Linked DNA regions of Homo sapiens: region 2 is linked to region 1. A link is a contact called in ENCODE Hi-C data. All regions are on one chromosome and are shown on one strand. The core of a region is the stretch at or near the end of the contact, and the rest is flanking DNA. Distances in the headings are between cores, read along the strand shown.

Region 1 (6,125 bases), core at 2,976-5,475:
ATTATTGAGATATTTTACTTCTGTTCTCTTCTGCTAACTTCAAAATCTAGTGTGTATTTTATAGTTAAAGCACATTTCAATTCAGATGAGCCACATTTCAAGTGCTTAATAACCACCTGGGGCTAAAGGCTACCATATTAGACAGTCTCTGATCTTGAATTTTGCTATCCTTACTAATTTGGCTATCTTATTTCTACTCCTGTCTCAGTCACTTCTCAACATTGCAGCCAGAGAATTCTTTGAAAATTGTAAATCAAATCATTCATTCCTGTGTCTGAAATTCTCCAGTGCTTCTATTACAAACAGAAAAAGAATGAATTTTTTCTAACAGTCTATAAGACACTGCATGAGTTGGCTCCTTTTCTATGTGTTAGTGCTAAAACTCTCTGTAAAACCTCTTATAGTACAGTGAAATACATCAACAATCAATTATTTCCTCCCTTGCAGAGGAAGTTTTGTAGGCTTTTTAGGCTTACTGTACAATTGTCATCTTAGAGCCTATTTACCATTATCCTGGACATTTTCTTTGCATTTTTTTTTTTTTTTGCAATAGAGTCCTTATTTTTCATGTATTTTCCTTAGTTTGCTCATTTCACTGAAAGCTTTCGTATCTTTCTTAAATAGGATGTGTGGGAGGTAAATTTTCTTTTATGTCTGACAGTATCTTTACCTTTACTCTCAAATTAATAGTTTTGCCAGGTATAAAATTCTAAATTCTATATCATTTTCTATCATAACTTTGAAAATATAACTACTGTCTTCTGGCTTTAAGCAGTACCCTTGAGTAGTCCAATATTATACTGATTGCTAATCTTTTGCGTCTTATTTTGCCCTAAGACTTTTTGAATTATTTTCTTTATCACTGGTGTTCTGAAATTTCGTGTTGACATATTGATATGATGACATTTATTTAGTGCTTTATAGAATATAATTTCATTTAAATTAGTTTATTCAGTCTCATAGAAATCTTATACATTACATAATTCTGGCAGTATTATTGTCTCCACTTCTCTACTGACAGAAGGCTGAATTAAGAGACTTGTTTGGACTTGAACCCAAGCCTTCTTACTTCATTTTCTGTGTTCTTCATCTTTTGGAATGTTAGGACATCCAGCATTCATAATTATATATAATTTGAATAAAAATAAAATTTCTCATTGGTAGAGAATTGTTTGCTACATTTTTATTAAAACAGAACACTTTTATCTTACATTAGCCTCAAAATCTACACCATTATTTATATTTGTTTAATTTTTTTTAATGTCTTACAGTTGATGTAAGTGATACACTTGATATAAATGGATTCTAGGGTATCTTTTCTGTGAATTAATGGAAAAAGAGCCAATATAGATAATCCAGACATGTTACAGAACTTAAATGGGAATTGAGTAATGCGCTCATACCAAGTGAGAAGATACCGTGCCAAATAAGGCAGCACGTTGTTTTCTCTTAAGGATGTATCCAGTTTTAATGTAACATCCTCTTCTGGAGGAGATAAAAAGTTCATACATCAAATGATTTAAGGGGATTTTATAAATTATAAGTTAGTATGGTTTTGCTTTTTGAGTTTAATGGAAATTATGTAAACATGTATTAGTGCTTGTTTAAGATCATTTGTTTATTTGGGTTTGCTTTTGGTTTTTAGGGTGGAATGCTTTCTCACTTGAAGTGGTTAGTATTGGTAAGGCTAAGTGATAGTCCAAAAACTATAATTAGTTTCTATTCTGGGAGTTAAATTTTTCAAGTATAAAAATGAATTATAGCATATTAATTTGAGAATGATGTTGAGAGATCATTTAACGTATCTCAGTGCCTTTAGTTTGGACTGTATCTAGACATTCTATTAATTACAGAGTTAATACTCATTCCAGACATTATTAGTAAAAATAATATTGTAGGCAAGAAGCTTTTAAAAAAGGACTCATTAAATGTTTATAGAATAACCATTTTTCTCTCATGAGTGAACAGTTTATTTCCAGAGAATAATAGAACTTGCTAAGCTCATCATAAAGATTAGAGTTACTCCTATTTAACTTTTATTGAATATGAATACTGATTTAGGCTTTAATGTTTTTCATCAAAATGAATTGATTTCAGATTAGGGCTTTACATAACCTTATTCCTCCTTATATACAGTTTGTAAGGAACTTATATAAAATGCTTTAACCTGTTAACAGACATTGGTTAAATGTGATATAGAATGTCAAGGCTAAGTTTCTTAGTTTATGGAAATGATCCTAGTGCTCTGTTAGTAGCAAGTACCAGTGAGAACTGTTGGAGCAAAAAGGATGCATTATTTTAAGAAAGCGATTAATAATTTTCTAGTATAAGAGTATCCTCAGTGAAGTAGAGAAAATTAGATACTACATGAAAATTCAGAAGTAGAATTGTGATTACTATACTTGGTTGACTTTTTTCCTGTTGTTACTGTTTTGCCAAATAGTTTCTTTAACAAAATATGATTATAAAGTTGACCATTCCCTTTTAAAAATAATCTCCAAATTACATAAAGAAATAATAATTTTTGTGTTACTTGAAATGGTACGACTATATGTGTAGCTTATGAAAAATTGGGAGATGGGCTCTCGTAACCTGTATTTTGTAACCATGTTTCATTTTTAGGAATTACAGTAAGTTCTCACTTAAAATTGTTAATAGGTTCTTGGAAACTAAGGTTTTAAGCTAAATGACATGTGACGAAACCATTTTTTTTCCAGTCAATGTTATAACAAAACAATGCTGAACAAAATGATATTATTCAAGAACCTGCTGCACATGGTCCTTAAAGTCCTTCTCTTAAAGTCACAGTTTCCAAGAACATTATCCAGTGTCACAGTAGCTATGACATTAGGTGAGGACTTACTGTATTTAAAATTGAGGAATGATTTTTCCTTCCTTTAACATGGGTATAATAAAAGTACCTATATCTTAGAAATCTATGGGGATTAAATATGTGTAAAGTGCATGTCACAAAGTAATGCAGTACATATTAAATGCTCAATAGAAGTTGTTATTGTTTTTGGCTTTATTAGATTACATTTACTCATGCACTATACAACTTGAGAGAGATTGGTTTGAAAAGCATGAGGGTACTAGGCATCTGGGGTATAATTGGATAAGAGAATTATTTTAAAAGGGAGATTATCAGAGTCAATATTGGCCTGCTTTGTATTATTAGACCATCAATGTCCATGGGACCTTAAAACCAAATCATTAAAAGTTGTTTATTCTATTTGATGCTGTTAGAAAAACTTGGCCTTATGGACAGCTTATATGTTTAGGAACTGATAGTTTATTTTAAAAAAAAACAAAAACCTTAAGCATATCTAGAAACCTAGCATAGGTAGAAATAATTTTGGAATGACGAAAAGGGATGTATGACAACCTCAGCAGCTGACAGCTAATATACAAATATCATCAATAATTTACAGAAAGTTCCATAAATATTTGCTAACTGAATGGTTATGCTGGATCATGGTGATGATAATCTTTTAGCTCATTTGGATTCTTTTTGCCTTCTCAGGAATGTTTCAGGATAAGACATAATTTGTGATAATACATACCAGTGGTCACTATACAAATATTTGTGTACACATTTTCCCAGTGAATAATGTTAAAAAAAAGGAAGATAAAGTTGACACTAGGGCTCCTTTTAGTTTATATATGGCCATTATCTATTAACTCTGATAGCAGCCTGCACAGAACCAATGTGGTTATCCCTATTTTATAGATGACAAAGCTGAAGTTCAGGGGGTTCAAATTTATATCTGAAAAAAATAGGAATTTAAGCATTGTTCATGTGTGTTTTAAGAAAATATTTCCATATTGTATTTAGTTTTAGTGAGAAACTTGAGAGGATTGTAAAGGGTCTCATAGGGAAAAAATTAAAAACTGCATGAATATAGGGGGAATGAATGGACATCATTGAAGCATTTGACTGAGTTGAGAAATCGTAGGAAAGAGAACTGTATTCTGAAAGTGACAGATTTCCTATACACCTTTCACTTCTCATTTTTATGTTCGTTATCAGATAATTCAGAGAAAGCTGTCTAAAGAGGTCTATATTAGTTTAATTTACTTTTATTATGTACACTTTAAAAAATATTCTTTTGAAGATGTTGAGTCTTCTTAAAGACTTAAATCTGTTATTTAAGTTATACCTGAAGCTAGAGATTTTCACCTTTAAATAACAAACTCTGTCGTTCCCCGCGCCTCCCTACCTCCCACACACAGCTGGTCACATTTATTTGCATAGGGTTAACTGAAGAGGGGCCTGATCTTTTCAAATTCTCTACAGGGGTAGATGAAGATACACAAATATATGGTAGTTTCTAACAATCAGAAAATGAATGACTTGTTTCTTACTGCACCATACAAGTGGGGTTTACATCAAATTCTTGCTTTATCAAGGAAGTACTTACCCTATCACAGTATTTTAGAAAAAGTACTAGTGTAATTGTTAACATTAAGTAAACCAAATAAAGATCTTTCTCAATGGTGAAAAAAATCTTTTATTGGATATTTGAAATCATCTGAAAGTTAGGTAATAGATTGTATGCAATGTTACTTGTGTTCCAAATTTTTACTTGATCACCACTGTTGTATTTGAGTTGTAATAGATCAAGGTACATTAATTGAGCAAATGCTTATGTGTTTTACTGACATCCAGTTTTTAAGAGGTATGTCCACAGAACACATGGTATTCTTGGCAGGATTGTTAGAGTTAGCCGCATTTCCAGTAATGGCCTTAGTTGTAATCACCTGTTGAATGTTTGTATCTTTGTTTTTCTACTTAGTATTTTTGAAAGACTATATCTAGCAAACATGGTGCGTTACTAAGAATGTAAGAATGAATACAATGGTTCAGACCTGGTAACTGTCAGGGTGAGAAACAAAAGGATTTTGGTCTGTTAGGAATATGCCCATACATCTCTTAATAAATTTTAGTAAATCTATTTTCTCTGATCTAATCTGAATATAGTTTTAAACTTTTATTATGGAAAATTATAAAAGTAAAGGGAACAAATTAATACACCTACACCTAAAATTAATACACCTAAAAGTAAAGAGAACAGATTAATTTTTTTTTTAATTTTATTTTACTTTAAGTTCCGGGATACAAGTGCAGAATGTGCAGATTTGTTACATAGGTATACGTGTGCCATGGTGGTTTGCTGTACCTATCAATCTGTTATCTAGGTTTTAAGCCCCACGTGTATTAGCTATTTGTCCTAATGCTCTCCCTCCCTTGCACCCAACCCCCTGACTGTCCCCAGTCTGTGTTGTTCCCTCACTGTGCCCATATATTCTCATTAGAGAACAGATTAATTAACTTGCATTGTCATTTTTGTGTTATCTGTTACTTGTCCTGTCTTTTGTTTTGTTGGTAATATTTTTGAAGCAAAGCCTAGACATCCTATCATTTCACTTGAAAATCCTTCAGTATGTATCTCTAACAGATAAGGACTTTTTTGTGTGTTTGTGTGTGACAGAATCTTGCTCTGATGCCCTGTCTGGAATACAGTGGCATGATCTTGGTTCACTGCAACCTCTGCCTCCCGGGTTCAAGCAATTTTCCTGCCTCAGCCTCCCAAGTAGGTGGGACTACAGGTGCAAGCCACCACACCCAGCTAATTTTTTTTTTTTTTTTGTATTTTTACTAGAGATGGGATTTCACTGTGTTGGCCAGGCATGTCTCGAACTCCTGACCTCAGGTGATCCGCCCACCTCAGCCTACCAAAGTGCTGGGATTACAGGCATGAACCACCATGCCTGGCCAGATAAGGACTTTTAAAAGTTAACCTCAATAACAAATGAAATGTTTTATGATCTCTTTAGAATTTTACTATCATCAGTTTTTTTTTCTTGAGTAGTTGAATAAGCTTATTATATACTGATTAAATTTTTTTTCCTAAAATATTGTTTCAAGGAAGAGCTTGGCCAGTCAGAATATGTGTGCTGTTGATGTTATGACATGAGAGCCATGTAATTCATGTTTCTTAAACTAGGTTATTACATGACAGTAGGTCCTTTGAACATGGGCTGCTAATTTTTTTGTGTACCATGGTACCTTGTGGTCGTCTTGTGAATCCTGTGATACCCTTTTTTGAAATATATATTGAGCA
Region 2 (6,110 bases), core at 3,471-5,970, 190 kb before region 1:
ACGTCTTTGTTTTCAACACCCAACCTAGCAAAAAAAAAAAAAAGAAAAGAAAACGTTTTGTAATTAAAAGATTTCAGACTAAAAGTCTAGCAGCGTTTTCTTTTATTTAATTTCAAACCATCAATTATTATTTATGGATGTGCATTTTTGGCAACAGTTGCAAAATACAATATTTGAACAATGAACTGGAAATAAAGGCAATTTATGCTAGTTTCAAATAAAGTTAAGAATTTTAAACACACTTTAAAAACTATCCAATTAAAGGACATAAGAAAGAAAAAATTTTAATTTTAATTTATTTTCAGATATCTCATAACGGTCTTTATCAAGTTCTCACAATGTTCTTATGGTACATAATTTAAACTGCCAATTGTGTTTTTCCTGAATTTGCATTATCAAGGGGTTTTACTGAATTCTGTTTTCACACTTATTTTATGAATATGAGCTTTTTTCCTGTTGAAGCTGGTTCTGCCCAAGTACTTCTCCATCTTAGGTGGGCTTCAAAAATAGCCATATACTCCTTATTAGATTTGTTTGCAAATCAAAAGGAACTAGGTTAAAAATAATATCTAGGAGAAAAATCAGAGGTATCAGTGCACGAACTTTACAGTCTATTTTGTGTGGGAAGAGGCCTATTTTGCTTATTTCCTGGCACAGAGATGAGGCTGCCTGAAATTGTATCTGAAAAGCCAAGGTATTATCATCACCTGAATAAATTCTATATGTTTTAGAACGCTAAAAAAAAAAAATTATGCAAGACATGAGGATATTAATATACTCTAGCAACTTAAAAAAAAAGGAAAAAAGGCCAGGCCCAGTGGCTCACGCCTGTAATCCCAGCACTTTGGGAGGCCAAGGTGGGCGGATCACGAGGTCAAGAGTTCAAGACCAGCCTGACCAACATGGTGAAACCCAATCTCTACTAAAAATACAAAAAAAAAATTAGCCAGGTGTGGTAGTGCGCACCTGTAGTCCCAGCTACTCAGGAGGCTGAGGCAGAAGAATCACTTGAACCTGGGAGGCAGAGGTTGCAGTGAGCTGAGATTGCACCACTACACTCCAGCCTGTGTGACAGAGCGAGACTAAGTCTCAAAAAAAAAAAAAAAGAAAAAAGGAGACCACATCGTATGCTTGAGTTTCTAGGCAATGTTTATGATGATACTTGGCTCTTTCTTCAGGAGATATTTTTAACTACATTCCTTATAGAAATATTTCATTCAAAGTAAAGTATGCCATTTATTCTCAAGAAATTGTCAGTGACTTAAGAGGGGAAATGATAAATATTGTCAAATATTTCTTTGGATTTATACAATTTTTAAAACATGATACTTACTATATTTCATGTTGTTCCAAGCAGATATAAATTTGGTTTTTAGCTTGTCAACTTCATCTGTTCCTGTAGCCTCCATATTCAAATTCTAAAGGAAAAGCCATCACTTGATTGCATTCTTCTGTAGAGTTTAATCTTTTATACTGACTTTAAAAATTAAGGAAAAAAATCAGTAATTACTACATATATGGTTACATGGAGCAATACCTGTTAAAGTTACTTAAGTGATTAAATACAGTTTGAACTGCAAATGAACAAAACAATTTCTCTTTTTATACTCAGAAATAAACAGAAAACCAATTTCTCATTTTACAAACAGAAATCTTATAGAATAAGATATTCTATATTTTAATTACAAAAAACCTTTACTAACAAATATACAACAATAAACCTATCATGCAAAACCAAGCAATAATCTCCCCCAACTGCTCACAATTGAATACAATAAATCAATTTAGTAACACAGCTCTGCTCTGGTGCATTGGCGCAAGTGAGAATATCCAAGATTTGTTTTATCTGTCATTAGAGAAGGTGATTTGAAATCTTATAAAAAATCTTGACTATCTTCAGAATGGAAGCTTCCACTTATATTGATTAGTCACTACTTTCACATCACATAAAGTCTAATTATTTTGTTTTGTTTTTTAAATAAGACATTTCCTATGTTTCCTTCCTATCTCCATACTGCAGCACTTAAACAAACAGAACGGCTTAAATTTATAACGGAAAATGTTCTTACTTTAAAATAGAATAAATGTAGCTCATAAGTGTCTGTTTTATTACTGACTTTAGGGAAAATTGAGATGTGTGATATAATCTCAAAAGGAACAAATTATAACTGAAAATGCTTGTGCTTATTTGCAATAATTCACAGTTTACTTTTCAAGAAAAGAATGCTGCACAGAACATTACCCTTTTAAGATTAGAAATATCTACTCAAAAATATTGATACATTCATTTCTCTAACAATAGACATTCCATTTTATAATATGTATTAAAAGTTACCAATTATACATCATAGTTCTGAGCCAGGAGAAAGCATGGTCTATTGGAAGAACTTAAAAAGTCAATGTGACTAGAAAACAGAAAAGTCTAAAAAAGTGGCATGAGATGTCTAAAAAAGTGGCATGAGATGAGGCTATAGGGTTATATAGATGCCAAAGCACAAACGGCCTTGTAGACCAGGTTAAAAATTTTGTTCTTTATCCTAAGAGCAATTTGTTTCAAACAGGAATATCATAACCAGATTCAGTAGGTTTGTTTGTTTTACTTCAATAGCAGCATGGAGAAGAACATGGAAAGGAATAAAAGTAGATAATGAGTTTACCACTACAGGTTGAGTATCCCTTATCCAAAATGCTTGGGACTGGAAGTGTTTGGATTTCTTTTTTTTTTTTTTTAATATTTGCATTATGTATACTTACTAGTTGAGGATCGTTAATCCGAAAATCCAAAATCCAAAATGCTCCAATGAGCATTTCCTTTGAGCATCATGTTGGCACTCAAGAGGTTACAGATCCTGGAAAATTTCAGATTTCTGATTTTCGGATTAAGGATGCTCAACCTGTATTATACAGGACTAGGAGATGATAGCTTGGACTGGAGCAGTGAAGATGGAGAAATGGACATCTGAGGAAACATGTAGAAAATTCAGTAAGTCTTGGTGATACAATGGATATGGAAGGTAAAGAACAGGGATATGCCAAAGATATACCCAGGCTTTGGTGTGTGAAACTAAACAGATGGTGCCAATCACTGAGATAGGAAACATCAGGAGAGGGAGAGGTTAGAGGGAGAAGATTATGAATTTGATTTGAGATATGTGGTATTTAAGATGTCTCTGAGAAACACAAGCAGAGAGTAGTTCTTTTCTTTTTTTCTTTTTTTTTTTTTTTTTTTTTTTTTTTGGAGACAGAGTCTTGCTCTGTCCCCCAAGCTGGAGTGCAGTGGCGCAATCTCAGCTCACTGCAAGCTCCGCCTCCCCGGTTCATGCCATTCTCCTGCCTCAGCCTCCCGAGTAACTGGGACTCCAGGCGCCTGCCACCACATCCGGCTAATTTTTTGTACTTTTAGTAGAGACGGGTTTTCACCGTGTTAGCCAGGATGGTCTCCATCTCCTGACCTCGTGATCCGCCCGCCTCGGCCTCCCAAAGTGCTGGGATTACAGGCGTGAGCCACTGCGCCGGCCTTCTTTTTTATTTTTTTTTTAAGATGGAGTCTCGCTCTGTCTCCCAGGCTGGAGTACAGTGGCAACATCTCGGCTCACTGCAATCTCCGCCTCCCAGCAGGCTGGTCTTGAACTCCTGACCTCGTGATCCACCCACCTTGGTCTCCCAAAGTGCTGGGATTACAGGCGCGAGCCACCACGCCCTGCCATTCTTTTCTTTAATCATTAGATAAATTATTGCCAGGCACTGTTCTAGGCACTGCAGGTACAGCTGAGAACAAAGGCAATGAAATACCTGTTCTCTTGGAATTTACACTCTAGATATATTCTCGGGATGTCAATCAACTAGGCAGTTGGATATATAGATCTGGAGCTCAAAGGAGAGGTCTGGGCTAGGCATATTAATTTGAGAACTGCTGACGCATAAACGAGAATGAAAGCTATAAACACATTCCTCAAGGACTCTGTTTTTTTTGTTTATACCCCTAGCACTTGGCATAGTTCCTGGTACTTAAGGATGATATTTAAGGCCCTTCATGAAATAACCTCTGCCTACTTACTCAGCTTCCTCTTTTACTACTTCACATGCAGCATATGCTGAAACCACATTTAATATTAATATCAAAGCTTCCTGAACTTGGTATGTTATCTGGTACCTCATGCCTTTGCATCTGTTCCCTCTAACTCAAGTGCCTTACTGCTCACCCTCACTGTATGATGACCTTACTATCATGGAGTCCCTGAAACCCAGCTTTGGTTTCACTTCCTCTGGTAAGACTGGTAAGATTTCCTGACTGCCCTCTCTAAACTTTAAACTAAGATAGGTATCCTTCTCTTAGTTCTCATAGGATCCTACGTTTTCCTGTATCACCACATTCATTGCACTATACTGTAACTGACTGTTCTTAAATTCTGCCTGGCACAGAATTGGTTCTCAAAAATATTTATTAAAGGAATCAGTGAACTGATATGAAATATAGGTATATCACTAGCAGCACTCTCACCAGAATTAGAATTTTTTTTTAACTGACACTAGAATAAAGAAAAGGAAAGACGAATTTTCCTCAAGAAAACTGCATACATAATTTAGCAAAATCTGGAAAAGCAAGAAAAGGAAAAGAGTTTATAAAATGTGTGAATTATATATAGTGCATCCACATGATGGATTATGCATCCATTAAAAATGTCTCCTAAAATGGGGAAACACTATGCAGAATCTGAAACTTATGTGTCATATGACACAGGCAAGCGCAGGGACAGCGAAGGGGGAATGAAGGGAGTTAGAAAGTAAGAAAGAAGTACAGCAAAATGTTAAAAGTAGTTTCTCTGTGGTTATTTTTATACCACAGTTGCCCACATTTTCCAAATCTTATACAAAAACATTTATTATTTTTAGAATTTAAAAAAATTATTTTTAAAAAGCCACCAAGCTTGGTCTTCTAGATCCAAAATTTTTTAATGAGAGTATGTGCATGCAGGTATCTTCTTTCTAAGTCTGAAAGAAAGAAGGCCACAGGGAAGACTTTTTGGTTCAGACAGTTCTCATCACCAGCCATCCAGAATACTCTGGACAGTCCTCAGCAAGTGTGAAAACCAAGATGCCTTAATCTGGATGGGGAAAAAATGAAGACAGTGAGCAATTAGACATGTTATATGGGGAAGTCTATATCTTAGATAATGATGCCTAAGTAAATACAAAAGCAAGATAAGATGCTGTGACAAATCCATGGAGGCAGAGAGTGGAAGGATGGTTACCAGCGGCTAGGAAGGGTAATGAGAAGGTTGGGGAGAGGTGGGAATGGTTAATGGGTACAAAAAAAAAAAAATAGAAAGAATGAATATGACCCAGTATTTGATAGCACAACGGGGGATTATAGTCAATAATAATTTAATTGAACATTTAAAAATAACTAAAAGAGCATAACTGGATTGTTTGTAATACAAAGGATATATGCTTGAGGGAATGGATACCCCATTTTTCATGATGTAAGTATGACACATTTCATGTCTATATCAAAACATCTCATGTACCCCATAAATATATACACCTACTATGTACCCACAAAAATTAAAATTAAAAATTAAGATGCTGTGATAGATACAGAAATTAATGAAACAAATATTCTAACCTCAAAGGCACTTGGAGTGGAATAAATTGTTGAGTTGTTATTTCATTATTTTTGGTCAAAACTCCTGCTATGTAGCTACACTATTTACTCAGAGTAACTTTACCCCCAAACTTGAAACAATTGAAATGCCTCTGGGACACATCCTTAACTATTCTATGAAAATACTTTCATTATCATTGTTAGATAGAGTAGTTGAGAACGATAAAATTATTTTCGTAAGGTTAAACTAAAGATGAGTTGTTGCTAGTTTAATAAATAATTCAGCATAGTTACTTTTCATATGACTAAAATTAAATTCCATTTTTCTGTAAAGACTGAAACCCACTTTATTTCTGTAACAAAAATTTAAATGGAGCCTGGTGTGGTGGCTCACACCTGCAATCCCCACACTTTGGGAGGCTGAAGGGGAGAAATGCTGGAGCCGAGTTTTCAAGACCAGCCTGGACAACATAGTGAGTTTTTCTCCCTATAAAATTAAAAATTA

Evidence for each region. A loop is a pair of places that touch in the nucleus more often than their neighbours do. Pooled maps may share reads with other maps.
Region 2: a loop to region 1 is called in a map with no recorded cell type, with 5 times the contacts of the local background. The contact joins two enhancer-like sites. A Hi-C loop is called at or near these places in 9 of 37 single-sample maps with no recorded cell type and 4 of 50 pooled maps.

The regions. Positions count from the first base shown.
Region 1 is chr1:62,611,516-62,617,640 of GRCh38, reverse strand. All of the region lies in intron 14 of DOCK7 (dedicator of cytokinesis 7), which reads left to right. Among named protein-coding and RNA genes, the nearest start is that of ANGPTL3, 17 kb to the right of the region's middle. Within about 2 kb of position 4,225, at least 3 of the 41 ENCODE cell types and tissues checked have a DNase peak (open chromatin) inside an H3K27ac peak, as active enhancers do.
Region 2 is chr1:62,799,086-62,805,195 of GRCh38, reverse strand. ATG4C (autophagy related 4C cysteine peptidase) reads right to left here. Exons shown (of 11, transcript NM_032852.4): 2 at 1,334-1,477; 3 at 1-24. The coding sequence starts at 1,409. Among named protein-coding and RNA genes, the nearest start is that of ATG4C, 18 kb to the right of the region's middle. RefSeq lists an enhancer at 4,306-4,355. Within about 2 kb of position 4,720, at least 3 of the 41 ENCODE cell types and tissues checked have a DNase peak (open chromatin) inside an H3K27ac peak, as active enhancers do.